7 separate regions of the Homo sapiens genome follow, and all the other regions are linked to region 2. Evidence: chromatin loops called from intact Hi-C (ENCODE). Cell type or tissue: PC-9. All regions are shown on one strand. Links, peaks and the distances in the headings refer to the core of each region. The heading gives the core; the rest is flanking DNA. Region 1 overlaps CAND1.11 (a long non-coding RNA gene). Region 2 has its middle 16 kb from the start of CTR9. Region 3 overlaps IRAG1 (inositol 1,4,5-triphosphate receptor associated 1). Region 4 overlaps SBF2 (SET binding factor 2). Region 5 overlaps AMPD3 (adenosine monophosphate deaminase 3). Region 6 overlaps RNF141 (ring finger protein 141). Region 7 overlaps CAND1.11 (a long non-coding RNA gene).

The links. Peaks named below come from ENCODE experiments on the same cell type or tissue, not always from the same donor. Only the 100,000 strongest peaks of a DNase experiment are listed, where the experiment ranks them.
Region 1: it touches region 2 in a loop (20-fold over the local background); 15 of 110 quality-filtered maps call a loop at or near these places.
Region 3: a loop joins it to region 2, with 7 times the contacts of the local background. A loop is called at or near these places in 44 of 110 quality-filtered maps.
Region 4: a loop joins it to region 2, with 11 times the contacts of the local background. A loop is called at or near these places in 12 of 110 quality-filtered maps.
Region 5: it touches region 2 in a loop (8-fold over the local background); 2 of 110 quality-filtered maps call a loop at or near these places.
Region 6: it touches region 2 in a loop (14-fold over the local background); 64 of 110 quality-filtered maps call a loop at or near these places.
Region 7: it touches region 2 in a loop (19-fold over the local background); 108 of 110 quality-filtered maps call a loop at or near these places.

Annotation. Positions count from the first base shown.
Region 1 is chr11:10,320,646-10,325,178 of GRCh38, reverse strand. All of the region lies in intron 1 of CAND1.11 (a long non-coding RNA gene), which reads right to left. Among named protein-coding and RNA genes, the nearest start is that of CAND1.11, 15 kb to the right of the region's middle. In PC-9, for the core only: CTCF peaks have their summits at 1,675 and 1,939 (motif pointing right); DNase peaks (open chromatin) are centred at 1,273, 2,038 and 3,069; H3K27ac peaks cover 905 bases.
Region 2 is chr11:10,733,270-10,737,802 of GRCh38, reverse strand. No RefSeq gene overlaps it. Among named protein-coding and RNA genes, the nearest start is that of CTR9, 16 kb to the left of the region's middle. In PC-9, for the core only: CTCF peaks have their summits at 1,588 and 1,793 (motif pointing right); DNase peaks (open chromatin) are centred at 1,472 and 1,932; H3K4me3 peaks cover 685 bases; H3K27ac peaks cover 1,539 bases.
Region 3 is chr11:10,652,239-10,656,771 of GRCh38, reverse strand. All of the region lies in intron 1 of IRAG1 (inositol 1,4,5-triphosphate receptor associated 1), which reads left to right. Among named protein-coding and RNA genes, the nearest start is that of IRAG1, 39 kb to the left of the region's middle. In PC-9, for the core only: a CTCF peak has its summit at 2,298 (motif pointing right); a DNase peak (open chromatin) is centred at 1,791; H3K27ac peaks cover 1,393 bases.
Region 4 is chr11:10,206,064-10,210,596 of GRCh38, reverse strand. All of the region lies in intron 1 of SBF2 (SET binding factor 2), which reads left to right. Among named protein-coding and RNA genes, the nearest start is that of SBF2, 86 kb to the left of the region's middle. In PC-9, for the core only: CTCF peaks have their summits at 2,123 and 2,328 (motif pointing left); no DNase peak of the experiment used is centred there.
Region 5 is chr11:10,488,091-10,492,623 of GRCh38, reverse strand. All of the region lies in intron 6 of AMPD3 (adenosine monophosphate deaminase 3), which reads right to left. Among named protein-coding and RNA genes, the nearest start is that of MIR4485, 18 kb to the left of the region's middle. RefSeq lists an enhancer at 3,681-4,533. In PC-9, for the core only: no CTCF peak of the experiment used is centred there; DNase peaks (open chromatin) are centred at 1,863 and 4,243; H3K27ac peaks cover 3,154 bases.
Region 6 is chr11:10,512,368-10,516,900 of GRCh38, reverse strand. RNF141 (ring finger protein 141) reads left to right here. Exons shown (of 6, transcript NM_016422.4): 6 at 1,835-4,533. The coding sequence ends at 1,985. Among named protein-coding and RNA genes, the nearest start is that of MIR4485, 6.3 kb to the right of the region's middle. In PC-9, for the core only: CTCF peaks have their summits at 2,308 and 2,509 (motif pointing left); no DNase peak of the experiment used is centred there.
Region 7 is chr11:10,404,416-10,408,948 of GRCh38, reverse strand. All of the region lies in intron 2 of CAND1.11 (a long non-coding RNA gene), which reads right to left. Among named protein-coding and RNA genes, the nearest start is that of AMPD3, 49 kb to the left of the region's middle. RefSeq lists an enhancer at 1-132. In PC-9, for the core only: a CTCF peak has its summit at 2,624 (motif pointing left); DNase peaks (open chromatin) are centred at 1,738 and 2,578; H3K27ac peaks cover 1,351 bases.

The sequences.
Region 1 (4,533 bases), core at 371-4,370, 410 kb after region 2:
TCCTGACAAAGCCAGAAGGTCAGAGCTAGAAGCAGATTGGGGCTTCTAGCTCTGACCTTTCAGCTGAGACAAGATTTCTAAGGGGAGAAGAATGAACAGATGTGAGGAATGGGGTGCTCTCATGCTACTCAAATGAAGCACAAAGGTAAACACCAACCTCATTATTCTCCTGAGAAGTTGCTTATTTTCCTGGGGTGGGGAACCTGGGGGCAGGCAGAACCTTCAAGGCCTGAGAACTATCAAGAGACTCTTTAGGAGGCGAGGAGAAGCTGAAACCACTATCCCAACCCAGTTCTCCTGAGTTTTCCTTCCTGCTTCGGGTTTCCCACTTCATTTCCCATTGCCGTGGCATCATGTCAGCCCCTACCTGTGAGGAGATACTGACATTTCTTTAGTGTTATACAAACTCCTTCCCTGAACTCTTCTTCACATAGCTGAGATAGGCTGGAACTTTTCCAAAGCCTTTACAAAATACTGAGGGAGAACAACGGGGACATAAACAAGAAAATACATGAAGCATAAACATGGTCAAGCTTGTGCAATATGTTAACAATCATAATATTTAGGGAATGAGACACAGAAGGGAGAAATGTTGTACATAATAACCTTGTTTGATAATTTTTAGGAACTGTATATACTTTATAAGTAATACACATTTATTTTGACATATACAGTATTAATTTTGGTCCTACCATAGCATTCTAGCTCCCATGGTTCACTCCACTTACAGACTTTCCACCTGATTAACTCTGAGACTCTTCCTTCTGTTCCTTTCTATCCCCGTCCCTCCCCAACAGGTCTCACGAACCTTCTGGGAAGAACAACGGGTGATAAGTTTGACCATTCAGTCAATAAATGTGCCAGCTATAATGCCAGACACAGTGATAAGCCATCAGTTACCTTCAATGCTTATCGATACCACTCAAATGCCTTTTCTCTTTGATAGGAGAAAAGACCAAGGGTCATTTCCTTAACACTTCTTTCTGTGTCCATCTAAAAAGTCACTTAGAATTATATGAAAACACACTTAATAGACTCAGTAATCTCTGCCAAGAAAAAGATCTTGGTTGAAAGAATTCTCAGCTACAACAATGACTGCAATCAAAAAGAACTCATTTACATACAAATGGATCTTCCCAAAGAAGGCAAAAAGGAAAATCCCACTTTCTGATTTGGAGCAGCAACAAGCCACTAATATAGTCAAGGCAAGGCAGCCTCTGTCCTCTGGATGCCTCCAATAAGATGACTAAGGGCTTTATCAAGCCCATCTAAGCTTATGACTATATTAATGCTCCAGTGCTCTTTATTTGAGCTCCGAGGAGCCACTGTTTTCCTCATCCCTCTCATCATCTAACCTGAGCTCAAGTATTCTCACCTGGGTGTGATTCAAATGGAGCTAGCCTTTACTTTCCTGGACACTCGTCTTCCTTAATCTGCCTCAGTTTCCTCAAGGAAGACAAAGATAAAACATCTGGAGACACCACAAATGAACCTCATCACAAATGAACCTCAAGCTGAGAAGAGCACTTCTGAGAGGCACTTCCAATACCACCCACTGACACCCAGCAGAGAATAGTCTGTGCTTGGGGAATTTACCTACTGCTACAGTTTTCAGACATCATTGGCCCATAAAGAAAAGACACTTAAACCTATAAGCCTCCTGGGTTTTGCTCTGGAGCCTCACTGGTCAGAGCCTTGCGTGAACTCCCTTGGAAAGTTGTCTGGGATCAAGGAGTCTGCCCTTGAGTCTCAGCAAGGGATGAGGGAGGCAGGACTTAATGGACTGAAAGAGAGAAGCCACCCATGTGGTCCAACAGTTCATCCTAGGAAATGACAGTCCAGTTGGTACACAACTACATAAACTTATATTCCAAAATCCCCCAAATTCACCACCAAGGCACTTGGCTAAGATAACCAATATACAATCAACCTAGAACCGTTTCAAGAATTTATTCCTAAAGAAACAGCAGGTGGCAGCAGAGTTTTACATTTTTTTTTTTTTTTTTTGCCCTTTGGACTGGAATGAAAACAAAGTGTCACGGAATAATCTCCTCATCTCTGAGTCAGCCAATTGGCCCAGAAACGGGCATATTGCCGTCTTGTAACGTGAAGAGTATAGCATCTTCTCAGAGTGGGCTCTGTGCACTTTGACAAGAGAATACAACATCACCCGCCACCCCCAGGCCAGAGACCTGCCTGGTTCTGTAGGCCAAGTAGGAAAATGACTGCCCCAGAATGACCAGATCACAGAGGCTGTGGCCCTGAGTTTCATATTCATTTTCCCAGTATCAAGGTGTTGCTCATTTACAATGTGGAGGCCCTCAAAGAAAACTGAGTATGATTAAGTGGAAGAATGCCTAGGAATTGAGTATACACCTCACAGCATTTTCACCATCTATTATGATATAATCCATGGCAGAAATGTAGGGGCAAAAAAAAGTGGAAAAGGGGAGTTAATAAAATCTGGTTTCTGGTGTACTTAGAGATTTAGAGATCTCTGAAAGCTGCATCACCACCCCACAGCTGCTGCAGCTTGGGCTCAGGAGCAGGCAGTGCCAAGACCACTGTCTGCTTTGGCCTCAAATACCTTCCTTGACTTAGTATTGTGCTTGGCTCCCAACTTCCAAGTTGTAGCTGGAAAGTTTCCATTGTCACAGTGTAGCACCAGAGTTGGAACCCAAGTTTTTGCTGAATTGTTTTGCAGAGCAAATCCAGTTTTGCCTTTAAGAAGTGACTGGTCAGCCGGGAGCAGTGGCTCACGCCTGTAATCCCAGCACTTTGGGAGGCCGAGGCAGGCAGATCACGAGGTAAGGAGATCAAGACCATCCTGGCTAACATGGTGAAACCCTGTCTCTACTAAAAATACAAAAAATTAGCTGGGCGTGGTGGCAGGCGCCTGTAGTCCCAGCTACTCAGGAGGCTGAGGCAGGAGAATGGCGTGAACCCGGGAGGCGGAGCTTGCAGTGAGCCGAGATTGCGCCACTGCACTCCAGCCTGGGTGACAGAGCGAGATTCCGTCTCAAAAAAAAAAAAGAAGTGACTGGTCAGTTTGTTCCATCCCAAAATGGTGATTCAGAACTCTCTCAGACACACCTTAGACTGAGATACTTTTTTTTTTTTCCCCTTAGATTAGAGAAGGAGGATTTCCTTATGTTGCCCAGGCTGGTCTTGAACCCTTGACCTCAAGCAAGGCTCCTGCCTCAGCCTACCAAAATGCTGGGATTACAGGCCTGAGCTGCCTCACCCAGGCTGAGATGTTTAATTTCCATCCAAGAGGAAACTTTCTTATCATTTAAAGTAGAAATGGAAGGATGGAAGAAGGTGGGGGTAGGGCTGGAGGAATTTTAATTGTTATTATTTTTTTTAAGTATGAAACTTGTTCAGGAAAAAGATAAAGTTAAGGACCTTGTCTCCAGGATCCCAAACAGATTTTGCAAACATATATTTGTGGGTTTTCTTTTTGGAAGTAGAGTTGACAGAAAAGTGAGTAGCTTTAACTCTGTAGCAACACAACTCCTGGTGACCAAAGAGAACATTCCTGAAGATCCAGTGGAGGTAGAAGACGTTCATTTATTTACATGACATGCAGCCTCAGCCCCAAACATGTTTTTTGTTTTCTTTTTCTGCAGAAAATATGATTTTGTTCTGACAACTTAAGGACACACTTCACAGCTCTCAGCCCAGAAAGGGTCATTTAAGATTATCTAATAAGGAAAACATTGTATAATTCCTTTGAATGTAATAAACAATATCTTTTGGAGCAACCTGCAGCAAATGTTCCAAATTTCACATCAACATTTAATTCCCCCTCTGTGCGTATGTTCTACACTCCCCAAAAAATGATGTTAAAACATTTAATGCAGTGAATTGACAGCACCAGGAAAATATTTGGGCTGTCTGGAGTTGCCATTATTGGCTTTAATTATGACCTACTGGCTCTTGGGTCCTAAAGCAGCCAGAAAATGAGATATGTGTGCCAAAATATTCATTAGAATTCCCTTCTCAGTCATTGTATAGAAAGAACAAGTTTCCTTCTGGCTCCCATCTTCAGTATTTTAAGTGGAATTATTAATATGCCAGATTTTTTAAAGGATCAGTCAGTAAACAAGATTATGTGCATACCTTGTATTTTGCATTTTAAAAATCTTGAAAAGGTCAAATGTCCCCTTTGCTATCATTGTATTACTGTGAAGAAAGAATTGTTTTTGCAGCTATGGAGTTAACCGGTACTATCCACCCAGGCCTCCTCATCCAAACCCTGCTCTCTGGAACTGACTTGATCCTATACGCTTTGGAACTGAAAGTACTGATGAAGCACAGCTTGGGTCTCCCAAGGAACTAGTCAGAAAGGTGGTTTAATTTCTCCCGCTTTTCAATGTTCATTTCTCCCTGAATATAAGACCTCAGAAGGCTAGAGTCATAGAGGAAGAATCTTTGAGATCCTTGATGCCATGTCCTTATTTTAGAGATGATTAATCTAAAGAGAAATGGTATATTCACTGCTTTACCTTTGTGTTCTGGCATTGAGAAAGA
Region 2 (4,533 bases), core at 251-4,250:
GAGGAGTTTGAGAACAGCCTGGACAACTTAGCAAGACCTTGTCTCCACAAAAAAACGTGTGTGTGTGCGTAAATGTGTAAATATTTGGGCTTATCTATATTATAAAGTCTCAGCAAGTGAGCAAGTGATACATTTGCTGAGATGGGGAAGGCAGGTTTGGGAGTGACAGAGCCAGGATTAAATCAGGGTTGAGACACTAAGTTTGACAGATCTGGGAAATCCAAAAGCTGAGAGTGGGCAGGTGGTTCTTTGATATGTGTGGATCTGGAGCCAGAAGGAGGGGTCTAGGTGGAGACACCAATCCAAATAGGAATGTTATTCAAAATCACAGGAATGCAGGAGATGATGGAGGAGAAGTAGAGTGTGGAGAGAGAAGAAAAGAGGGCCCAGGACCAGGCCCAGAGGAGCATCAGCATTTCGAGATGGGTGGAGGTGAAGAAGTCTGCAGGACACTGGTGAGCTGGTGTGGTACGGAGAGCTGGAGGGCATGATCTCCAAATCCCACTTCTTCTTTTTTTAAATTTTTATTTTTATTTTTTTGAGATTGAGTCTCACACTGTCACTCAGGCTGGAGTGCAATGGCATGATCTCTGCTCACTGCAACCTCCACCTCCCGGGTTCTAGCGATTCTCCTGCTTCAGCCTCCTGAGTAGCTGGAATTACAGGTGTCTGCCACCACGCCTGGCTAATTTTTTATATTTTTAGTAGAGTCGGGGTTTCACTATGTTGGCTAGGCTTATCTCAAACTCCTGACCTCATGATCTGCCTGACTTGGCCTCCCAAAGTGCTGGGATTACAGGTGTGAGTTACCATGCCGGGCCTTTTTTTTTTTTTTTTTTTTTTTGAGACGGAGTCTCCCTCTGTCACTCAGTGATGTGAAGTGATCTTGGCTTACTGCAACCTCCCCATCCTGGGTTCAAGCAATTCTCCTGCCTCAGCCTCCTGAGTAGCTGGGACTACAGGCACATGCCACCATGCCCAGCTAATTTTTTAATTTTTTTGGTGGAGACGGGGGTTTCACCATATTGGCCAGGCTGGTCTCGAACTCCTGACCTCAGGTGATCTGCCCACCTCGGCCTACCAAGCTGCTGGGATAACAGGTGTGAGCCAACGCCTCACAACCCCACTTCTCAACCCTTCCATGGCTCCCACAGCACTTAGAATAGAGTCCAAATCCCTTTCCATTCTCATCGAGGCCCTGCCCCCTCTGGCTAACCTCCAGCTATAGCTACTCCCTACCTCTATCACCTTTTCTGGGACCTTCACGACAGCCTTCTTGTGCCTCTCCCTGGAATACCCACCCCAAACCCCTTATCCCTTGGATGTGACTCGTGTTCATGCTTAAGTTGCCTCCTTATCTTCCCTGAAGCTTCCCCTTGTCTTAGTCTATCCCAGCATCTTACTGAGTTCCTTTATCATGATTCACAACTGTGTATTTGTGTATACAGAACAGTGAGCGCCATTTGGGCAAGGATAGTTTCTTTTTGTATCCTTAGTACCAACCCAGTGCCTAGCAAATAGTAGAGGTGCAATAAACATATGACTCATAAATGAATGAATAAGCCCTTTTAATCTTCACCCTGGTCCTGTGAGGTAGGGATTATAACCTCTGTTTTGCTTTAAAAAAAAATCGAGGACATGAGACTCTGAACGACTAGGAAACCGTTCACAGGTTCCAGCACACTGAGAAGTGATGGGTGGGTGAAAGTATTGGTGAACCTGTTCCAGCCTCCAGATCACAGAGGAACATGAAAAGGTTGGCCAAGAGCCCCCGGTGTTCTTGGTGGCTGGTGAGCCCCGGGGCTGTGTAGGCAAGGGCCCAGCAGAGGGCAGCAGAGGGCTGCACTGGACTGGGATCACCGGAGGGAGCAGGCCCTGGGCGGAGCAAGGGGTGGGCGGCCAGGCACTGGGCTGGGACTCGGGGAGATGACCTTGTTTTGTCTAATCCTTTGTAGGACTCTAGAGTGCGCTGATGGAGCGCTTGAGGCAACGTTCCTATTTGTGTTTACATGTGCTGATCCTCACCACAGAGTATAAGGAAGCCGTCTTTCTTACCGTGGGGCCCTTGTTGGAAATGTCACTAAGTTTCTCCAAGGAGGCGGGAGGAGAGGACAGAGGACGGGGGTGGGGGTGACGGAGGGCCCTGAGGTGGAATGGTGAGTACAAATGTGCAAATGAGATTTTTGGCCTTGGCTGCTAGGGGACAAACGTCCTAGGGTGGCCTCCAGCAGTTAGCGCCAGGCAGGGAGCTGGGAAGGCTCTGAGACAGCTGAGTGGGGGAAATAGGAGGTCATAATTGGTTCAGGGACATACATTGTCAGAAATGATTTTCTAGGTTTCTTATGCTCTCTGAATGGATTTCCTTTCTCTTCTCCTTTTTCGTTAGGAAAGTTGTTAAAATTTCCACCCTATCATCTATGCTTAGGGGAAAAGGGATTTTGCTCATAAACGGGGGCGAGGGTTGGGGGATGGGGGAGACCCTTGGGGGCCAGCAAGGTGGTAGCAGCAGAGTCAGAATGGAAGGCCCCAACAAGAATTATATAATGGACAATGGGGACTGGTGGGGGTGGAGGGAAGGTTGGGAGGGGAGTAGGGATAAAAGACTACATATTGGGTACAGTGTACATTGCTGGGGTGACGGGTGCAATACAATGTCAGAAATCACCACTGATGGACTTATCCATGTAACCAAAAACCGCCTATACCCCAAAAACTATTGAAATAAAATAAAATAAAATAAAATTTTAAAAAATAATGCAAGGCACACTTAGTCCAGCATATGGTCTTCTCAACTAATACAAACATACACACACACTTATATGCACAATCACAACATACATGCTTACACAGTCACATCATGTGTACAATACACTCTCATACCCACAAACACACACCTCACACACTGACACATCACACATACACACTGACACAACACAATACACCCACACCCACACCCACACTGAAGAAGGGTCTTTGGGGTGAATATCTGCAGTTGCCATTGCAGGTTCCCCCATCCTATTGTGGTTTAAGTCTAGGATCAAACCAACTCTTAGTTTCAGGGGTCAGTTCCAATTGGCCTAAACCCATCAACATAATCCCTGCCCCCTTGGCATTCCCTTGGCCACTGCGATTGTTTTAGGGGTGGGCATACAACCACACTGATCCCCCAGACATGAGTGAGGAAGCGCTGAGCCCTGGACGCTGTCAGCTGCCTTGTGCTACCTCAAGGAAAGGCTGGTTTAGAAAAAGCTGACTGGGAGGCAGAGGTGAGAAACTTTCAGACAAGCAGAGTTGCAGCCCCCAAAACACTGGGAGCTCTCAACAGCCCGTGCCAGAAGCCCACGTTACCTCTAAACTTTAGATTTTGTAAACCAATACATTGTTTTGGTTGTTTAAGGCATTCAAGTTGGATTTTCTTTCCCTTCCTCCCTTCCTTCCTTCCTTTCTTTCATCTCACTGTGTCACCCAGACTGGAGTGCAGTGGTATGATCATAGCTCACTATAGGCTCAAACTCATGGGCTCAAGCAATCCTCCCACCTCAGCCTCCTGAATAGCTAGGATTACAGGTGGGTGCCACTGCGCCCGGCCATTTTCTGTTTCTTATACCTGAAAATCTCAGAATGGATCTACTGCTCCCAGAACTTTTTTATGGGAAAGCCCAGGAGGGGTCCAGCCTCCTCTTTAAGGAGGACTGCTCCTTCCTCCCCCTCCTTTGTCCTCTTGGTCCTCAAAGTAACCGCATGCACCTGACACAGTTCTTGGAGCCTTATGCATATAACAGAGAAGAAGAAAATAGTATTTAAAACCATGGCCCACTGTAGCCGCTTTGCCTTAAAAAGGAAAGTGACACAATTGAAATCTGTAACAAATCTCTAAATAGATCTTGTTCCTTGCAGAGGCCAAGATGAGATTCCAGCCAATGTTTGGAAATTTCAAAGAGCAGGAAACCTAGGCTGACATGGTGGCTCTCAGGGCACAGGATTATTATTTATATATATAATATATTCAATTATATCAGTATATATTATATATATTTAAATGTATTCATTTAATGAGTGAATTAAGCACCCTAAAAAGTGAGCATTGCTTTCCCCATTTTACAGATTATGAATGAGGCTCAGAGACAGAATCACCCACTCAGCTACAAAGGGGTGGAACTGGGCTTCCAAGCCAGGGCTTCTTGGCTCTAAAGTTTGTGGTTGCCCTTCCAGAACAGAATGCCATTTGCCACCCCCATAGCGGCCTCCTGCCTGTGATTTGGTCTAGGTGGGCTTCTCGGGAAGGGACATGTTAAAGAGGTAGAAGGCAAGTTTTATTTGTATGTTTACTTAACTTCTCATGTTTAGTTAAACTTTCATGGGAGTGACAGAGGGGGGATGGGGAGAATAGAGAAACTCTTTTTTTTCTGAGACAGAGTCTCACTGTGTTGCCCAGGCTGGAGTGCAGTGGCACGATCTTGGCTCACTGCAACCTCCACCTCTGGGGTTCAGGTGATTCTTGTGCTTCAGCCTCCCGAGTAGCTGAGACTACAG
Region 3 (4,533 bases), core at 245-4,244, 81 kb after region 2:
GATTATAGCCCTTCACCAGCTACTTACTAGCTGTGTGATCTTGAGCAGGTTGCGGAACCTCTCTGAGCCCTAGATCCTTAATATATTAAATGGAAATAATAAAACCTATCTCATGGGGGTTAAAGAAAATAGCACTTGAAATACATTTAGCATAGTGTCCGATGCTCAGTAGGCGACTTAGAAGTAGCTGAAGAATGAAAGCATGAACAAAAGCATATTAGTTTGTTTTCTTTCATGAGCAGGGGCAGATAAAATATTTAAATATGGTTTAGGAACTTCTAGCCTCTTCAGTTGCACAAATTACTGGATAGTTATCCCAGCAGAGTCTCTTGGAAGATTTGCACCAGATACAAGGGTAGCTGAACCAGTCAAGTTGTTTCCGTTTCTGCACCTCAGTTTCCCGGCCTGTAAAATGGGCCAGGTTCTAGTTAGGCACTAGCTGGAGGCAGAATGAGTAGAGTCATAAAAGCTGATTAGCTCTTGGCACTGGCCTACCTAACCCTTTCCGAACCAGACTGGAGAGGCAGCAAGAAGGGCCCTGAAAATGGGTTAAAGAAGGAACAGCTTGGAGACCAAACATTACTAAATATTTTTTCCTTTTATGGGTTGGTGCTCTAGATCAGCACTTCCTGGAGATTATATTCTAAACTTTGCAGTGATGGATGTGAGGTCCGTGTGCCCACAAGCTCCAGCAGAACCCAGATGTCACCCTGGGGCAGGGACTCTCCTTTTACCTTGCTATTTTAAGCAGCGAGTTTATAATAATGGATGGGAGAGACAGCAAACAGGGCAGGAGCAGCGTGGGAATGGCCCCTGCAGGCAGGGCTGCTGGGGCTCCCCTGAGGAGCCTGGGGTTCCATCTTGTCAAGAGTGGGGCCTCAGCAAGCATCCACTCTACTTTTATGTTGTGGCAGCTGACATCTGACTTAACTCATTTGTTCTATTCTGCTTTCTGTCACAGGGACTGACTTAAGCTCTTTTTGGAAGAGAGGGAGGTGGAGGAAGAAAGTAGAGGGTTAAAAAATGAGGTATTTCTCATGAGACTTCAGACCATAATCCCAGAGTCCTGGGATGGAATCGTCAGGTCTTTCAGTTTGTTGTAGCTAAAAAGAGTCCAGGATTTCAGGGACTCCCAGGGTTAGAAAAGGCCCCTGAAGTGGTTAGGAATCCTGTGACCCTTGTCCCAGGCTTTACGAGAACGCTCCAAGGAATGGGGACTCACTACCTTAAAGAACAGCCTGTTTCATCTTCAGGTGGTTCCAACCACTAGAAGGTCGTCCCTTGCCTTCATCTGACCTTTCAGTCATTAGTTATGACATCTATTCTTTGGGAACAGTAAAACCACATGAATGCTTTCCAAACATCTGAGAAGAGATTTTTATTTCTCCCTGCACTTCCTCTTCTCCGGGCTAAAGTTCTCTAGTTCTTTAAACACAAATTTTTGTTCTCCTTGCTTCCTGCTTCCCAGGTTCAAAACATGTCCCAATTTGTCTAAATCCTTCTTAACAGGCAGAGCACAATATACTTTGTGTAGATTAAGACAAAAGAAAAGTGGAATAGTCACCTCCCATGTTTTAGAAACCATGCCCCTGTTAAGACAGCCTGGACCTGTACATACGTCACACATAATTTTAAAAGGTTTCCTATGAGATGTAGCCAACTTCCTTTAGTAGAATCAGGGTTTGTGGCTAGTCTTTTGCTACCCTCAACCCCTGTTACCAAATACTTTACCCAGCACCACTGATGCCACTGCTGCTGAAATCCAAGTAAAGATGATAGAAATTAATCACAGAGCTCACCTTTGGGTGAACCTGATGCTCAGTTTATTCATACAGTAAGAATTTGGCATGGAAGACACAGACAGCATGCCCTGGCCCCGTAGTTCTCATTCCCAAGAGCCAGGTGAAGTCTGTCCAATGTGGCTTCTCCCCATCCTGTCTTATCTTCCCCACTAGACACCCAGCTAATCTGTTCCAAGAAATTCCACTCAGCATTTGTGTTCACGGCTCAGCTCAAACATTTGTAATGTGAAATATTTGCTAAAATCATGTCCCACCATCCCAGTTCCCACAGGTAACCCTTTTCTGGGGTCCTGCAACTTCTCACTTTCAAAATATTTACCCCATTATACTGTTCTCCAGCGTCTCCTACCACTGGGCTCTATGTTCCTTGAAGGCCAAGATTATCTTTATGTCACCAGCCCCTTGCACAGGCCTGGTAGAGTAGGTGTAAAATTTTGGCAGTGAAAGAATGAATGACTCTATGGATGGTCTACTTGAGATTTCTTGAGGTGACCAGTAGGGGTCACCCTAACTGTTCCAGAGCTGTGTGGGCTAACTTGTTCATTGCAGAGAAAGACAGCAATCAAGATGGTGGTCACCTTGACCAATCCTGGGGCTAAAAGTCCCTAGTTCTTTAAACATAAATCAACAATCATTCTTTGCTGAATCTTTTGGGTACCTAGGATGAATCTGACACCTTGCCTAGCTCAAGGAGCTCAGTCCAGGAGTCTAGAGGTATGTGTGTTGGCTGGGGGGTCTGTCAGAGCTGGGCTGATGGCAGCTCAGGCCTTTTCTCCAGTGCCCTGACTCTAGGGGCTTTCCGAGCCCTTTCTGAAGGACAGGAAGAACACCAAGTATTATGGGAGGTGGCAGGGCTTTCCGGTTCTTCCTCCTACAGCCTCCAGCAGTCAGCAGTACCTTCCAGAGGACCTGGAACACAGTTGGTGCTCAGTAAATGACAGTGTCCTTCATCTCCACCCCCACCCACCATGTCCCATCAGCCAAAGGTCACCTCACTATGTTATCTGCATGGTGGTCTTAATCTACTGTGCAGTGGAGCAGCTCCTTCAGGGAATCTCTAAAAGTTGCAGAACCAGGCCAGTTGTTAGTTCTATAGATTCCTGAAGGTATTGCCCACCCCACTAATAAAAGAAGGAGGGAGTTTAAGGATGGGGAGAGGCCAGGCAGAGCCCTTGGAGCTTCGGCCAAGCTTCCTGGGCTGCAGACCCCCGTGCAGGTGGCCTCTGTGGGAACTACTGTGAACTGAGTGTGTTTCATCCTTGGAGCATCCTGCTTGGGAGGCATTCTTATCTGTTTTGACAAGAAAACTGGGACTCAGAGATGAAGCCTACTTTCCAAGGCCACATAGCCAGTGAGTGGCAAAGTGAGGACTCACACCGAGATATCTGGTTCCAAAGCCTGTGTTCTTTCTACATTGCTATCCTGCCTTTCCCTATGGAAACCTGGCATTGCTAGTCTCCTCTTCTAAGAGGAAGCAGAGGAGCTAGACCCATTGGCTCAGGTCTGTTGGCAGGATCATACTCCTAGGCATCTTGACAGACAAGAAGCACGAAAGAGTAGTGGAGCATGTTTTCAGTTACAAGGAACAAAAACCCAACACAAAGTGATTTCAACACCAAGAGGCTTAATTGTTCATGTAACCAGCTAGTCCAGAAAGTGTTCAGGCTTCAGGCACACTTTAATCAGGGCTCCAGTTCTGTTTCTCTGCAGGTCCCTTCGCTCTGCCCTCCTCTGTGTGTATCATTTAGATTCTGTCTGGCTTTCCTCATGGAAGCAAAATAGTGTCCGTAGCACCAGGTCTCATATCTTCACACTCCACCACTCAGAGCAGGAGAAAGCATCTGGTCCTAGAACACCACTTTAAGCTCATCGATGTAGGCTGGGTCCATTGTCTATCCCTGAGCCAGTCACTGTGGGAGGTGGATGAGATTATGCTGATTGCAGTCCCAATCAGCACTGGGACCCCAGTGCCCCCAGGCTGCTGCACCATGGGGAAGGGATAGCCTGGCTTCTGGGAGTCAATCTAAGGTTGCCAGGGGTGGGCACAGGGCACATGGAATTCACCCTGCCTGAGCCCCCAGGTTTTAGTAGGGCTGGTGTAGTCCCCATAAGGGCTGAACTCAAATGAGAGAGCCTGTGCTGAGGGTCAGAAGAGCATGAGGGGAGGTGTCAGGGAGGAAGTCAGGAAACAGCACCTCTTACTCCCCATCCACATGGCTGAGGAACACTGTGTAGTATAGCAGAAAAAGCCCCAGCCTCAAAATCAGGAAGATCTGGGTTCAAATTATTGGTTCTCTGTATGATTTGGGGCAAGTGACTTTCACTCTCTGGGGCGGTTCTCTCATCTGTAAAATGGGAATATTAATGCCTACATCAGAGGTCATCTTGAGGATTCAATCAGATGATGGTGATGCTCCTAGGACAGGGCCTGGCACCCAGTAGGTGCTCAGTAAGTGGTAAACAACTGCCAATGTGATCTCAATGGAGTATCTTCCATTAGCTACAGCTTTGAGGAGTTCGAAGCACATTTCTCCCTTCTGGGATAGCTGTGTTTACTGTAAAGACCAAATTAGATGCAAAATCTCTAAGGTCACCTCTGACTTTGTAAACAAAGCCAGAGAGCCGGAGGAAATGAAATTCCAAATGCCCTCTCCTAGCCTGGTTTGACCTCCGGTGTTGATGCAAACTCAAGCCGGCTCTCACTGTGGCTTGTGGCTCCGGGAAATGGAAC
Region 4 (4,533 bases), core at 217-4,216, 530 kb after region 2:
CTCTGGTAGAAACGGCCAGTTGTCTCCTAATACTATTTTTTTCTCCTTTAGAAATAAAACTCTTGTGTTTTAGCAGGGCAATTGTCTAAGAGACTAAGAGACTCCCTTGCTATTGGGTGTAATCATGTGACAAGGCTTTGGCAAGTGATATGTAAGTGAAATTGTTCTTCCAGAAATTCTCCTTAAAATATTCTATACCTTCCTCCTTCTCTTCCTCCTCCTCCTCTCCCTCCTCCTCCTTTCTTCCTCTTCTCTTCTTCTTTCTTTTCTTTTTTTCTTTGTGCAAGGGAGCATGGGGTCTTGCTCTGTTTCCCAGGCTGGAGTGCAGTGGAGCAATCTTGGCTCACTGCAGCCTTGACCTTGTAGGCTCAAGCAATTCTGCCACCTCAGCCTCCTGTGTAGCTGGGACCACAGGTGTGCAACACCACACTCAGCTAATTTTTGTGTTCTTTTTGTAGAGATGGAGTTTTGCCATGTTGCCCGGGCTGAACTGGAACTCCTGGGCTCAAGTGATCCTCCTGCCTCAGCCTCCCAAAGTGCTTGGGATTACAGGCATGAGCCACTGTGCCCAGCTTCCTTCCTTCCTTCTTGATTTCTACTTGAAACATGGATGTGATGTTTGCAGCTCTAGCAGACATATTAAACCATGAGAACAAGGGTCTAAACCTGTAGATAGTGGAGTGATGAACCTGAAGAAGCTGGATCTTTGAGCCCATAGATCTGACATTGATCCTGAGTGTTGTCTTCGAGACATCTTTTATATGAAAGGAAATATACTTTTATCTTGTTTAAGCTATTAATGTTTTAGGTTTTCTGTCATATGCAGTGGAACATAATCCTAGTGGAGACACTGAATGCTTAGATGGATAACGTGCCATTCTCTGAGATAGAGAATGGAGGGAGAGAAGATACAGATTTTATAGAAATAATAGAAAATCCCAATTTGGTCATGATTAATTTGCTGTGTTTATGGAAATGCTTAATAGGGGGTACAAACAGCATTGGGAGCTTGAGAAATACTCTATCTGTTACAAGAAGGAAATGATTGTCTTCAGGAGAGTGAAACGTTAAGGAAAACAGCTGGTAGTAAAGTATATTATAACCAGCCTCATAACTTGTTTGGACAGATAAACAATCTGTAATGCTTTTTGCAGGATAGGAAGTTTGCGTTTGAGAGAAGAGTTGAGCAGAAAACACACGGCTTGGATTATCTGTGCTGTAGATGCGATGCTCCAGGGTGAACTTTGAGTTGCAGATAGGAAGTTAGAGATGGGAAAAAAAAAAAAACAAATTTGTGGAGAGGAGAGCATTGTAGGCAGGGGACATGTTTAAACTGTATTTGGGAAGAAGAAATTTGTCACCTGTATTTGTGTAATGAGAAAGGCCTACTTGATTTTGAAGGCACAGGTTGCTGGAGAACTAAGGATTTTTGTAACTTCTCCTTTATTGACTTAGGGTTAGGGAATACATTGATAGGGACACATTGAATGAGTTTTAATGAGAAATTTATGTGTATCATGTCCAGTTGCATTATGCAACAGATACGAATTTCTTGTTTAAGGAAGATTAACATAATAGCCTTTGCTGTTTTTTAATCAATAACTTTCCTCCCTAGTTTAAAAATGTTGTATTTAAAAAATCTATGCTGAAACTAAGCACTTGCTATGTACTAGTCTTATCTGCAATTGGAAGAAAACGTAAATATAACTTAAACATAGTGAAAGTGGTACAGTTAAGTCATAGAGAATTGTGTTTTAAATTTTCAGTTGTATTTTTTTTCTGAAAGGATCAATGTTTTATAGATACTACCAATATATTAATGTTTTTAAAGCTGGTTCCAAGAAATTTGTCTGAAATTTTAATGTGGCAGTGTTTTCTCTGCTGAATTATCAAGGGAGGCTAAATATTCTGTGGTATAGTGGTAATAATTTTCGTAATACCTTGATAGGCATAGATAATACTGCAGAAATTGCCAAAAAACAGCTTCTTTTTTTTTCTCCATTCTGTCCCTCCACCTGTGTTCTTTCCTGCCACACGTCTTCACCGCCTCCTTCACCCCCTCCTTTGCTGTAAACTTAGTTTCTCAGAATTCTGTAATCATGTCTTTGTAAATTTTCAGTTTGGTTCATGATAACTGTAACAAGTTCAGAAAGAGGTTTCTCATTCTACATCATACAAAATGAAGGTGTTTATGAAGTAGCCGGGAGTTCTTTGCCAGCAGACAAGTTATTGAGGCTTAGTTTAAATTGGTATAATTTAAACTGGTATAGTTTTCCTAACAACATAATCTATCTGGAGGAGATTTTGGTCTGCTTTTCAGATCAGCAATCATAGTGTTATGCCATCTAGTGGTAGATGTATGTATTTCACATTTTTTGTTGGTTTACCGTGCCTGAAGTTTAGAGCCAGGAGGGACCTAAGATCACTTTACAGGTGGGAGACCAAGGCTTAGAGAAGTTAGAGGATTTGCTTAAGGTCACCAGTTAGTGACAGAGCTAAGATAAGCCTCAGATCTCCTGATTACCAATGTAGTATTCTTTTCAAAACATGGCAGTGTTTTTCTTGAGGACTTTCTTAGATTAGTTTATCAACCATGGGAAGGTATTTATATTTTAGATGATTTCTGTGTATTCATAATTACTGTTGATAGCTTTAATGTACTGGTGTTTTAATAGGCCCTTGTACTCAGAAGTTAAGGGAAATGGATATCATATTTACCTTTGATAAGACATAGTAGTTTTCTTTAAGTAGTTAAATAAGTGCTTGTGAGAGAGGGTTGAGCTTGTTTTCCATTTGTTACAGTGAGAAAAAATATTAATTATTGTGCCTTTGGGCTTGCCCTTGTATGATCTAGTTTTTTTTTCCCATAGAAAAGGAAGTATTAGGAGAGAGGGCCCTAGGACTAAACTTATCTGTTAGGGTCATACTCAGATTAAGTTTTGTGTTGAAAAAAGAATCAATTCTGACAGTGCCTTCTGGTCCCTCCTCACCCTACCCTGGCAACTAAAGGTTGCAAATCAGGCAAGCAGTAAGCTTCAAGGACAGAGAAGTTTTAAGCAATCTTAAAGGTTGTTGGAATAAGCATGAAGAATATTGCCCTGGGAAGAGGTTTAGAGCCAGCTGATATCAGAACACCAGCTATTGGACTGGAGAAGTATTTAAGTACTAGATTGAGGATGACTTGGATTTGTATTTTTGTTTTGCCACTGATGCTCCGGTATTGCTTCTTTTGTAATTTCCTTTCTGTTTAAACACCTTCCTTCAGCCAATCTTCAATGTTAGTGTAGTTTTTTTTGCTTTGTTTTTTTTGGTCCAAGAATGTCTGGATTTTCCTCTCATTCCTTAAGGGTAGTTTCGTGGGAAATAGAATTCATAGTTGATAGTTCTTTCTTTCAGCACTTGAAAAATGTTGTGCTGCTTTCTTCTGTCCTTCATGGTTTCTGATGAGAAATTTGCTGTCATTTGAATTGGTGTTATCCTGTAGGTAAAATGTTTCTCTCTGGCTTCTTTCAAGACTTCTTTGTTTTTAATTTTCAGATGTTTAATTATGATGTATCTTAGTGTAGATTTCTTTTGAGTTTATCCAGTATGAGAGTCACGCAACTTCTTGAATATGTTTGGTGCTTCACCAAATTTGGGAGTGTTTTAGCCATTATTTCTTTGAATATTCTTTTAGTTCCCCTCTTCCTCTCCTCTTTTCTGGGACTCCAGTGATATGAATAGTGGATCTTTTGTTATGGTCTGTGGACCTCCCATGGGTTCCCAATGTTCTTTATATTTTAATTTGTTTTCTCTCCGTTGTTCAGACTGGGTAAATTCTACTGATTTCACCTCAAGTTCACTGATTCTATGCTATGCCATTTTCACTCTACTATTGAAACCATCCAGTGAGATTTTAATTTTGGATATTTTATTTTTTAGTTTTATAATTTCTGTTTGATTTATAACGTATTTCTGTGCTGATATTTCTATTTTTCATTTGTTTCAAGAGAGTTTATGATTTGATGTATTTTTAAGGTAGCTGCTTTAAAATCTTTGCAGATAATTCTTCCATCTGATTCATGTCTGTGTTGGCATCAGTTAATTGTCTTTTTGTCATTCAAGTTGTGATCTTTTCTGGTTCTTGGTGTAATGGGTGCTTTTTTACTATATCCTGGACATTTTGGCTGTTATGTTAGTTTTTGTGTTTAGAGTTAGCATGTAGACCATAGTCTAATTTTGTAGGCTGTTGTTCCAGTGGCAGTTTAATTTTCAGAGCCTTTTCAGTGTTATTTTGATTTTCTTGGTTATTTGGTTTTCTTTGTTTATTTAATGCTGGGGCCATTAAATATAGCCCTTCTGTCACCTCAGGCAGCACTAGAGCTCCCACTGGTGCTGCCTGAGGTGGCAGAAATCATTCCCCAGGCTGAGCTGTTTGATGTCTCTTGGTGGGGGAGGGGACTCTCAGGCTACAGGGACAAAGAGGTTTTGCTGGACCAGGCTACTTTGTGTGGCACGATGTTCATTATTGGTGCTATTTCACTGCCCTGATGT
Region 5 (4,533 bases), core at 299-4,298, 250 kb after region 2:
AGCCTAGTACAAAGTCGAACCAATGGATGAATGAATGAACAAATTAACAGGTACGACAGGTTCTCACAGTTTTAGTGATAACCCTGAGGGCCCATCAAATCCCACTCTTCCCATTGATCCCTCTCAGAACCCTCAGAGCATTCCCAAAGCAAACCTCCAAGTGGGAATGAATGAAAAGAACAGACACTAAAGGCCAAGCCTCCAAACACACCCTTCCTTGACTAGTTACACCTCACCCAAACTCCAGGGCATCCAAGTCCCAAGAAGAAGCCACTCTACTGGAAGCCGCTCTACTGACCCTAAGCCAACATATGGACTCAAGCTGTGGGGCCCAAGGCCAAAGATCTTAGAGCAAATCCTAAGAAGCAGAAATGAACAGTCAGCTTAGACTTCTCCCCACATTCCAGGGAAAGGCAGTTTTTTGCAGAAGGCACCTTTGCAGAAGGAGCCCAGCAAGGTCTCAAAACACCTCATGGGATTTCTCATGCCCTCTATATCATGCTAAGTCCTGTGATACCAGACCGACCCCTTGCATCTCTGTCCTCTCCTTTTCAGCCTCCTTAGTCAGCTCATCCTCACTACCAGACCTCTTAATAATGGAATTTCTTGATGCCTGGTCCTGGGCCCTCTTGTCCTCTCACTATAAATTCTCTCCAAAGGTGATCTGTTCCATTTCTGTGCATTTAATTATTTTCCTTATACCAATTCCCAAATTTATGCCACCAGCCAAAAGCTCCAGAACTGTACATACTATTGCCTTCTTGATATCTCTATCTGGATAACCCAAAGGCAGTTCAAATTTAATATATCCAAAAGTGGACTCTCCATCTCTGACCCCAGCCCAAACCTGATTTTCTCCCAGATTCTGGAATCCCAGGAAATGGTGTGTCCTGAATCCAGCTGGTCATGCTGAAAAACTGGGAGTCATCCTTGGCCTTCCTACTACTCCCTTCCCTCAGTGAGTCTCATCAGTTCTACCTTCCAAATGGATGTCAAATCCATACAATATTCTCCAACCTCACTGCCACCACGGGAGTTCAAGCCTGCATGTTCTCAGGCCTGAATTCACAGTGACCTCCTAACTGGTCTTGTTCCTTTTTCTTGTGCTCTGGTTCAATTCATTCTCCATACACAGAAGCTAGAAGGGATTCTTTAAATGTAATTTGATTCTGTTACTGAACCCTCTTCATTAATCTTAGGATGAGGGCTCTGCTAATATTGCCTGGATCCTACCCATCTCCCCAACCCCTCATCCCCAGTCTGCCTTTTCACTGTGCTTCACTCATAGGACAACCACAAGCCCTAAGGAAATGAAGCCCCAGCTAAGCTGAGGGATGGCCTCAAGTCACTATGGGTAAACTGACTCCCCCTCCCTGAGCACAAGGGACCTATGGGAGCTCCGGGGGAGGACGACAGCAGCCTCAAGGCCAGGCTGCTGACAGCCATTAGACCACACTCTGGAGCTACTGCTGCGGCCGACTGGGCGCTCAGCCCGGGCTGGGGTGAGGAGGCGGCTGACCTCAGGGCAGGGAATGCTGTCCACGGCTGGCTGAGCATCTCCAAGTAATGCCAAACCAGATATTTGATCCACTGGACCTCTGTGAGCATTATGCCAGCCAGCCCATGTCGTTAGCCACAGCACTCACTCATCAGCATCCTTCCTGCCATTAATCTTGCCATTCTTACCAGAAAGACAGACCACTGGACACTGGGGAAACAAAGCAAAGCAGAAAACTAAAACATCCCCAAAGCCCAGGCTCCTCAGAGATGAGGCTGGGCTCACGTGGGATGCACAAAAGAAGGTCAGCCTGGCTCAGCTCAGCTGGACACAGCTTGGTACAATGACCTCAGCATGACTCAGCGGATTCTGGGCTTTCTGGTCCTGTCCTCTGGCTTACCAATGACACACCACAGGGGGGTCAGCCTGTCCTTACCCCCATGAGTCACAAGATAAATGAGGAAAACAACTGGACAATCCAGGAAGCACCCCATCCAAACTTCAGAACTCAAGGGTGATTATTTTAGGAACAAAATAATTGAAGGTCATTGGAGGTCAGTGTTTTCAGTTCACCAGAGGATCCAAGTGCATTCCCCGTGTTCACCTAAGACCTCAGATGTAAAGAAAGAGCAGAGTTTCCAGACCTGGGACCTAAGCCAACATTGACCATTTCCATACCCATGGCAGGCATCAATAATCGAACACAGCACTCTTTTCACTAAGCTTTAGGGGTGGCCCCTAATTGGTCAGGTTTGGCACAGAAGGTAAAACCTATTTGCTATTCTTAATATGACACTTAAACCACAGTGGATGTCACCTACTTCTACCCAATTCCCAAGCAGCAAACACACTCAGCTCTTCTGTCTTGCTTCTGCATAGAAAACAAGTGTCTCAGTCACACAGTCCTGCTGGCTGGGCCTCGGGGTGTCTCAGCCCTTCACCTGCTGTAGTGTGACAGGTGCCTTCACAGATACCACCCACACAGATCCACGGCCACGTCGCAGCTCCTGCCTCAGACCACAGCCCTTGTCTGCCCCAGGGACACCAATAGCCACTTTAGACATACGGAGGCCATCATCCAGCCCATTCTGGATTTTAGAAAGCAGCTCTCCTCCCCATAGTAGAGGCTATGAGAGTGCTATCAAGGCCAGGTGTGGTGACCCACGCCTGTAATCTCAGCACTTTGGGAGGCCAAGGCAGGCAGATCACCTGAGGCTGAGAGTTCGGGGCCAGCCTGGGCAATATGGCAAAACCCCATCTCTACTAAAAATACAAAAATTAGCCAGGAGTGGTGCCAGGCACCTATAATCCCAGCTACTCGGGAGGCTGAGGCAGGAGAATCACTTGAACCCAGGAGGCTGAGGTTGCAGTGAGCTGAGATTGTACCACTGCACTCCAGCCTGGGCAACAAGAGCAAAACTTCATCTCAAAAAAAAAAAAGAGAGACAGAGTGCTATCAAGTAGGCAGCACCCAGGGGCGGGCACAGACCTGACTCATAGCAGACCTGCGCCCATGTTTATGGACTGACTGTGGTGCCTAAGAACAGGCCACTGGGTCATAGATATCAAGGTCATCTCTGTCCAGAGAAAACATTAACCCCAAGACTGCAGGAGAACCCTGGGGATAGGCTCTGATTTGTTACCCTAGCCCCACGCCAGGACTGTTTCTCATGTTGTGGCCAGAGGGCAGCTGGTAGACCCAGGAACACCCACTGGGGCCCCACCTTAGAAGAAAACAGTGTCAGTGCCAGCACAGCCAGTGAGGACACCTTGGCCCCAGGCAGCAGGAAGCAGGTAAGCCCAGAGCATTCACGTATGCTCAGGGCAGGGCTGCATCGGGCTGGGCAAGGCGTTTCTTTGAACACGGGCCTGGGCATGTGCTAGGCGTGTGAAGTTCTTTGGGCAGGGCTGAGAGGAGTTCACACAGTGATGGAGGCATCCACCTGTCTGAACGCCTAAGCCTCACAGAGAAGGAACAAATGGTGCTTGAAGGTGAAAATGCCAGGGTGCCCACGTAAGTGGTGTCTAAAACACCTTTCACTTCTGCCTGGAAATCCCCAAAACACTTCTGTAAGCCTCTCAGGGCACATGAGCTGAAGCCAAACTCTCACTTCTTAAAGCTCTTGATCCCATCCAAGTGGGAGTCTGTGTTGGACCCCTGGCGTGTAACAGAAGTGGTCTTAGGGCCTCCAGGTAGGGTCTTCCATCTGCATTGCTGATATGCTCCCAGCCAGGGGGTCAGGGAGGCTGGAGCTGGGCTTTCCCAGAGGAGCCACATCCTCCCCTGGCCTACCCTCCCTTATCAAAGCTGACCCCAAAAAGAAGAAGTCCCCAAGAGGTTCCCAGCTGGGACAGAGCTCCTGTGGAGATGGCAACCCCACTGTGACTCCACCCAGCTTTAGCCATCCCTCCTCCAAGCAAAGCCTGATCCCGACTCTTCCCCCAGGAGCTTCTCTCCCAGCTCGCCACCACACCCCGGCCCACCTCCCTGCCTTCTGTGGGAAACCCACAGCCCCTGCATGATCCAGGACCTCCCCACATCTCTGCAGCCTTACTCTCCCCACAACCCGCTGCTCCCCGCTCCCAATGCCTGAGCTCCAACCACACCACACTGCTTGCAGTTATGTCAACACACTGTTCTGACTCTCTCGACTCTCTCATACCATCCCTCCCTCCTGACATTTGCACATCACGTGCCTCTACCTGGAATGCCACCACTTCCATTCCCCTACCACACCCTCTGCCTGGCAAGCTCCTACTCACTCTAAGTCAGCTCAGTTCTGGCCTCTCCCTCAAAGCCACCTGGTTGACAGGAAGTGACTCTTGCTCACCATCAAACACCCCCTGCCTAGCACTGACCCTGTGCCTCACTGCACAGCGCTTCAGCAAAAGAGAATGGAAAGGCTAGGGCCATGATCATTTAACCTTCGCTCCTACCGCAGTTGCGGCCCCTGCAGGCGGAGACTGCCAGGAGCCCCGGACAAGGCTGCCATCCCCTTGGTGGGAGAAGAGAGGCAGAGATCTGAGCATATCAG
Region 6 (4,533 bases), core at 169-4,168, 220 kb after region 2:
TTTCTGGACTATAGTTAAGTGACTTGGAAACAGTTTGATTCTTTTGGATCTTGCTTTTGTGATTTGTTAGGCAGGACCAGAGCAGTATTTAGTTTAGAACTAATTATGTCCCACTAATAGCAAGACCCTTTAGAGAACTCTACTGATACCCCAAGAGTTATGAGGTTTTCCAGTCTGGCTGGTGAAACAGGCAGTATCCCAGGCCCAGTGAGCTTTAGGGGACTATCCCCTCAAAGCCCTTTGATTGATTGTTCAGCCTCGGTAGTGTCTTCACATGCACACACTGATCAGCACTCTGCTGAGTATTCTGGCGGGGACACTTCCGTAGACCTCTGGAATTTTCCCTCTGTGCAGCTTTCCATTACCCTGCCCTGTAAACCCTAGCTGTTTGGCCCCCCAAGATTCTCAGCTCTGTGTGTTCAGCTCAGGGAGTTTGCCATGTTCCATCAAGCTTCCCGCTTCTTGATCAGGGGCTAGAAACTCTCGAGGCTGTAAGCTGAGGCAAGTATAGGTCTCACCTTCTTTGACTCCCATGTCCCAGGGATCACTGTCCTTTGTTGTCTGATGGCCAGTGCTTTATTTGAAAGATTGTATGAAACCATTGTTTTAGTAATTTTAGGTGGGAAGATAAATCTAGCCTCTGTTGGTTGGAAACAGAAGTTGACTATTTTTAAATTGTGATGTTTTGTGCACAGAAGAGCATACATATAATTATCTTGTAAAATACCTCTGAAGAACTAGAAATCAACCTAAATAATATATGCCAGCTGTAGCTTTCACATTTAGTTTTTGGAACAGAGTTCTAAATTTTTGCATAAAAGCCAAAGAGCAGTTGATACAAATAATTACTTTGGTCCCAGATTTCACTGAGAGATGAAAAGAAAAACATTTTTCTCTGCATAATATGTCTCTGGCTCAAATACGGTATTTTTTAAATTACCAAAATAATGTTTGACCAGAAAAAAATCCTTTTCGAAAACATAATCTTATTTAAGTGATCATATATGAGTTCTTCCCCTGCCAGAAAAATTACTGTGCATGTAAAGTTTATCTTTTAACTTTGTATGCTCCATTTTTATATAAGTCTTCCTGTTGCTTATGAGCCATAGGAATTTTTTCAGACCTTTAAGCAAGCAACAGGTAGATATATTGTTGAAAGTCATGTAGATATTTCTTAGAAAAATAATTAATAATATCCTTTCTTCTTGTCATATTCCCCTGCCACTGCCAAGAAGTTATTCCTAGAGTAATGGCTTCCATTTAAATAATCACGAATAAGCATTTATACTTGACACTTTGACCAAATCTTCCATTGATGCGAGGGAATTTCCTCTTGGGACTCAGAAGGAATTTTTATTATAAAGGAATACTTTACCTGTTTAGGTATGGGGATGCGAATTGCTGCATTGTTGGTAGCAACAAAAGATGGGAAAAAAAACTAAATGTCCTTCTGCAGGAGACTAGTTAAACAAATTATGGCATAGCGATACAGTGTATGTTAAAAAGAATAAACAGCTCTAACAGGTGCTGATACATACTAGTCTGTAAGATATATTGACAAGTGGAGAAATGTGTGTGTGCACGTGCGTGCATGTGTGTACACATAAGCTTAATCCAGCTTAGTCTATCTCTGGAGGAATATATAAGAAACTGGTAACTGTGGTTGCCCCTGGGAAAGAGAATTGAAGATTGAGATAGGAGGGAGGGATTTATTTTTCACTATATATTTCTATGCTATTTCCTTTTTAAAAGCCATGTGCATGTATTACTTTAAATAAAATCCTGTTTTTAAAAAAGAAGAAAGCAAACTGTTTTGTTTTGACTTCTCTAATAGGAGTGATCGACACAGGAATTGCCCTATTTGTCGCCTACAGATGACTGGAGCAAATGAATCTTGGGTGGTATCAGATGCACCCACTGAAGATGATATGGCTAACTATATTCTTAACATGGCTGATGAGGCAGGCCAGCCCCACAGGCCATGACCTTGAAGTGAAAGTCTTCTGTTGCTATTGTGGGCTCAAATATTTGGTCATGGGGGAAGAATGTAGGGTTGTGGCACTGGCACAGACACAGGAAAATCCATTTTCCCCACTCTTTTATTTTTGCTATTCTGATCATTTGTCCCCCTTTTAAAAATAAACTTCCCATGTCTTCCATTTGTGGTACTAAAATTTGCTACTGTTTTAGACCATATTTTCCTATTATTTATCTGTTCAAATTTGTATTATTACAACTAATAGCTCTTGAATTCTTTGCTAAAGGTAACAGCAACACTTCCAGAGGCTTCTAAAACACTACTGTTTTGCAGGGCAGGAGTATTCTGGAATCTTTTTACTTAGATATAAAATAAACCTCGAATATTAAAAAGTTGTAGCCATCTGAGAGAGGAAAGTTTAAGTGACTGAAAATGTAGAATACTTCAACGTGCATGTTACTACTTAAAACTAGTCTTTCTGCTGGAATCTAAGGAGTATATATATATATGCCCCCTTGTGGTTAATTATTGCTCCTTTAATAATTTTTACTTGAAATGATCCACAATTATTTCATAACTTTAGCAGTGTGTTTTGGAACTACTGTACTTAAAGGTTTGTTTGTTTGTTTTTGCCATACTGTATAATTTGGGTGAGGTCTACAAAATTGGGTGTGACTTTCCTTTGCAAATGGATTTCTCCTGGGGAATTTTCTTGGCTGTTCTGGAAATGCTTTCCCACAGCTGGGTAACTGTTCTAAATGGCTTTGATAATGCTCACACATCTTGGAGTTTCAGAAGGAAATTATTCTGCATCACAAATACTAAATTTTATATTTCTAAATTACTATAGGTCATTTAATATTGGTTTATGGTGCTTTTATTTCCTTAACTTGAAAACATCTTTCTGAGATTTCAGAGTCCTCAAATTTCTTAGATTAAGAGACAAGAGGCCAGTGCAGTGGTTCACACCTGTAATCCCAGCACTTTGGGAGGCCGAGGTGGGTGGATCATTTGAGGTTAGGAGTTTGAGACCAGCCTGGCCAACATGGCGAAATCCTCTCTCTACTAAAATACAAAAATTAGCTGGGCATGGTGGCAGGTGCCTGTAATCTCAGCTACTCGGGAGGCTGAGGCAGAATTGCTTGAACCCAGGAGGTGGAGGTTGCAGTGAGCCGAGATCACACCACTGCACTCCAGCCTGGGAGACAGAACGAGACTCCTAATCAAAAAAAAAACACAAGAAAATAGAGTGAGGCTTTTTTACCGTATATACATAAAATACTTATGAAAATTAGAAGATAATTTGGCATTCCTACTGTTTCACTGTACTTCCATTGAAATACTCTTTCCATTAAAATATTCTGAAACAATATAGTAATAATGGAATTGTGATCTTCAGTTGCACCTCAACCATTTTTTTTGCTTATGAACTAAAATTTCTAACATTAACATTTCGGCATGTAATAAAACAAGGGCCTATCTCCTTTAAAATTTAACATTCCATGTAACTTTTCTGACTTATCATTCATAAGTTGCAAATATTACTATTTTCCTAAACCAGGGTACACAATTTAAGTTGCCACTTATTGATGACAGAATTTCTGGATAGTAGGATTTTAATAGGCGAGCAAATAAAATTCAAATCAATTTCAAGGAAAAACATCTGGCCAGGGGTAGCTTGATTTCGCCCCCAAAAATACTGAAGACTAATCCATTGACATTCATAATGGGACAGCTAAGTACCAAATAGCTAACTACTCCCTATGGAGGTTTATGCAAGCAGAGTACCAGGGGTTCCATCATATCAACCTGGCAATGCACTTGGTGGTTGTGTGACCTTGAGAAAGTCTCTTACTCTTGTTTATGTGTTCTTACTTTAGAAACTGAGACTTTATTTGTGGTTTTCACACTATTTCAGCAGCAAAAACTTTTTCAAGGAAAATCTTACAGAACCTTTAAACACGTGTGCATACACACATACCCTATACCCCACTATATAAAAGTCATATTATTATAAATTTCCTTATTATATAAACTTTATATACTATAAATGTGATTAAGTCAATGAATAAAAACATTAATGCATTGGTGATATCCAGCATGTTTGAATTTGGTGAGTAACACACATATAGTGGGAGTCGTTTTTTTTAAAAAAATTTTTTAATTAAATTCAAGTCAAATTTGCAGAACCCTGTATCTCCTCCATAGATTCTTAGTATTCCATGGAACATATTTTGAAAACCTTGGGATAGATGATCCACTGAAATCTTTTCCAGCTCTAAGATTTTAAATTGTCCTTTTAGATTAGACTTGCTGAGTTTAATTCAGATTACCTAATTTTAAAATGTTTCTGAAAAGTGAACAGAGTTACCTTACAGAGTTTTGGATCTTTCCAGGGATAGCCAATGATTTTATCCCCCAGAATCCTTCACCTTTCAAGGAGTTATTTAACAATGAGCCCAGTGACTCAATAGGGCCCAAACCTTTTTATTTTACAATATGAGCTCCAAGACACTTACTGATCTACTGTGAATATAAAATGTTATTAGCCTTAT
Region 7 (4,533 bases), core at 231-4,230, 330 kb after region 2:
TGAGTTGGCAAGCGATGCCCCAACAGCCGAATTAGGCCCACCACCCACTTTATGAGGAAGATGAGCTAAGAATTGTCTACATTTTTTAGGCCGGGCGCAGTGGCTCCCAGCCTAAAAACCCCGTCTCTACTAAAAATACAAAAATTAGCCAGGTGTGGTGGTGTGTGCCTGTAATCCCAACTACTCAGGAGGCTGAGGCAGGAGAATTGCTTGAACCTGGGAGGCAGAGGTTGCAGTGAGCTGAAATCATGTCACTGTGCTCCAGCCTGGGCAACAGAGCAAAACTCTGTCTCAAAAAAAAAAAAAAATTGTCTTTACATTTTTAATGGTTGAGAAAAAAATCTAAAGAAGAATATTTTGTGACACATGAAAATTACATGAATTCCAATTTTGCCACCCATAAATTAAGTTTTCTTGGAACATGACCACATTTATTCATTTACCCATTGTCCTTGGCTGCTTTTCCACTGCAATGGCAGAGTCGAGTAGTTGTGACAGACACCATATGATCCTACGAACCTCAGACATTTACTATCTAGCCCTTTACAGAATAGTTCGCCAACACTTGCTCTAGACCAAAGCCCAGAAAGGGAATTTAAGACCCATCTGGCTGACCACTCTCAACTTCTCTTCCCATCCCGCTCCATTTCTCCTTGCACTGCCCCCGCCACTGCCCTCCACTCTCCACCATCTCCTGTCCTCCCTCCTTCTTCCTCCCACAATTCCCTGGGACCAAGAAATGGGTGCTTATTTGCTTCCTTTATGTCAGATCCTCCCCCTTTCTACTCTAGCCTCATGAGAAAGCCTTAGGGACAGGCACAGGTACCTTCCCTAGGCCAGAGCTTCCCCGTGGAAGTGCTTCAGATGGGCCACAGGCATGCAGCACAATGGTGATGCCCTCGGTCCTCAGGTGAGAGGGCAGCCAAAGTGCACAGGCTGGGTACCTCTAAGGAGAACCTCACCTACAGCTCCTTGGAGGGCAGCCAAGAGTGGGCCCCATCAAACAGCAAGGACAGTGATCTCATCCCAAGCGGCGAGGACACGTCCTTTGGCAGCTTGCTGCATAGTGTGCCACTCCCACATGGACAGAGCCAGAAACCCACTGGAGGAGTGTGTGTCCCTTGCGTCGGGTGAGCACAGAGCACAGACCAAGAGGGATGGGGCCGGGGGCAAGGAGAGCAGGAGGGAGCTTCTGGCAGCCACAGTAGAAATGGCAGCCCTGAATCTGTCTTCACGCCTATGTACAGAAACCATAAAATTCATTGTCCAAAATAGTATACTTTCTTTTTTTAAATCGACTTTAATGAGGTATAATTTACATATAATGAAATGCATCTATTTTAACTATATAGTACTATGAGTTTCTGCAAATGTATACATGGGTGATCCACCAGTGTCACCACTACCATGATCAAGATACACAATGTTGTCATTACCCCCCAAATGCCCCATATGCCCCACTGCAGTCACTCACCCCCACCACTGCCTGAGACAACTACTCATCTGTCTTCCATCACTACAAATTAGTTTTGCCTATTCTAGAATTTCAAATAAATGGAATCATACAGCATGTACTTTTTTGTGTCTGGCTTCTTTCATTCTGGGCAATGTTTCGAGATTCATCCACACTGTGTATGAACACCAAACTGGCACGCTTCTTGTTTGTTTTTTAGCAAAGGGAAGTGCTCTGGATAGTCATGTCATGTCAGAAGAATGAATCAGAGCCCTTCAGGACAAATCAGGACAACAGTCACTCGATGTATATGGGCTGTTCCTGTCTTTCTCAGTAGATGAGCCTCTTTAGTCACCTCCACACTGCCTGCAGGATATCTGATGTAAAATTGCATGTGTATTCTGCAGATTAGGGCTTCACCATTACCTAAGTGCACTAGAATCCAAAAGGTTTGAAGGGTGCTAAATCCAATGCTCATCCCAAAAAATTTCAATACCACATTTGTTGTTTGAAAAAAGAAAATGCCGTTATAGTCTCTATATGATTTCAACTGGTATATATTTTTTAACAGGTGCAAAATTGTTTTTAACTTTTTATCACCAATCTGTACAAACAAATTTCCTGTTAATGATGATTATGGGTACAATGTACACTATTCAAGTGATAGTTACAGGAAAAGCCCAGACTTCACCACTTTGCAATATATCCATGTAACAAAATGGCACTTGTACCCACTAAATCTATAAACATTTAAAAATTAGAAACAAATGAAATTTGAAAAAAGAATGAAGAAACCCTTAAAAATCTTGATCAGAAATTCCATGTAGCCATTTCAAGCCTAAAACTACATAAAAAAGACATGTTAATTTGAAGCAAGCTCATGTTTAACAATAAAATATTTAAATGATTTTCTTTAGAATATTATATAAATTCAACATTTAATATTTTGTTTTGTATATTATTGTAATAATATAACATGAAGAAAATGTGAATTTTTTTCACTAGCTCCCATGTAGGCATTCCCAAATCCCCTTTAGCTGACCCCAGTGTGCCACACGCATATTCTCACTTTCTAAGCGTGTTGTGAACAGGGAAGCATTAGTCAGCACTGCCCCCACACTATGGGAGAAGCCAGTACCCTGGGCTAGGACGCATGTTTCTTGCTAAAGAGACCTCTCCTGCCCTCTAGTGATAATTTTTGTAGCTGGATCTCAGAGGGAAAACAGTGATGTAATGAGTAATTAAATATATCTGTTTTATATTTGCAAAATTGCCATCCCTGTCACATGCATTATAGCTATCTTGGGTCCTGACAGATAAAAACTTTCACAAGCATCCCTCTGTTGCTCCCTGGTGCCTGGGAGGTCGAGCCTGTGGCTTCTCTTCCATGATTCCACCTCTCCTCTCTGCCCTCATCTTCTCCACCCCTGTGGCACGGCAAAGTCTCCACCATCCCCAGCCAGTGACACCACCCTTGCCATCACCTAGGACCAGTGGCCACTGAACCCCCTTCCCACCCTTACCAGATGCAAGGACTGTAGTGGTGGAGAGGGGAGCATGGGCCTGGGAAGCAAACACCTAATTGTTCATTGTACAACAATTTGTTATCAACCGACAAACTCCAGGCATTCAGAAAATTTGGGATTCCCTTGGCACACAGAGGGAAAGGGGGGCAGCTGTACCATAAACGCTTCCCATACCCCTTGTCTCTGTAGAAACCCAGCCTTTTATCCCCAAGCAGCAGCACTTAGCAAGTGGTCACACAAGAGGGAAGGTAAAATCACCACCCATCAACTAAAGGATGAAGTATCTGTTTGAGTTATCAGTATACAGTCACAGAAGTGAAAGATACATGCATGAAAATTAGAACATATCAAAGTTGAGGATCACCTATGCAAACAACAAAAAAGTCGTTGAGAACAGCTGAATTTTCATCTGAAATGAGAACTATAGAATATTTACTATTGAGGTAATTTCTGTTCTATTGAGTAGAAATCCAGCAAACAACAATCTATTTTTTTTTTTTTTTTTTTTTTTTTGAGATGGAGTTTCACTCTTTTCACCCTGGCTAGAATGCAATGGTGAGATCTTGGCTCACTGCAACCTCCACCTTCCAGGTTCAAGCGATTCTCCTGCCTCAGCCTCCCAAGTAGCTGGGATTACAGGTGCCCACCACCATGCCCAATTAATTTTTGTATTTTTTGTAGAGACAAGGTTTCACCATTTTGGTCAGGCTGGTCTCGAACTCCTGACCTCAAGTGATCCACCCGCCTTGGCCTCCCAAAGTGCTGAGATTACAGGCATGAGCCACCAAGCCCGGCCACTAACTACAATTCTATATATAGTTGGCCCTCCATCTCCAAGAGTTCCATAGCCATGGATGCAACCAAGTGTGGATGGAAAATATTCGAAAAAAAAAGTGGCATCCATCCTAAACATATAAAGACTTTTATTCTCTTCATTACTGCCAAGAAATAGAGTATAACAACTATTTACATAGTATTTACATTTTATTAGGTATTATCAGTACAGTTAAGCATCCATTAACAATGGGGATATGGTCTGAGAGATGTGTCTTTAGGTGATTTGGTTGTGCAAACACCACAGAGTGTACTCACATAAACCTAGATTGTATAGCCTACCACATACCTAGGCTATATGGGATAGCCTGTCGCTCCTGGGCTACAAACCTCTACAGCATGTTCTATACTGAATATTGTAGGCAACTGTAACACAATAGTAAGGATTTGTGTATTTAAACATATGTAAACAAAGAAAAGATACAGTAAAAATACAGTATAAAAGACTAAAAAATGAACAAATGGAGCTTGCAGGACTGGAAGTTGCTCTGGGTGAGTCAGTGAGTGATCAGTAAGTGAATGTGAAGGCCTAGGACATCACTGCGCACTATCGTAGACTTCATAAATACTGTACAATGAGGCCACACTACATTTGTTTTAAACGTTTTTTCTTTCTTCAATAATAGATTAACCTTAACTTACTGTAACTTTTTTACTTTGTAAACTTGTTAATTTTTGCAAATTGTGACTCTTTTGTAATAACATTTAGCTTGAAACACA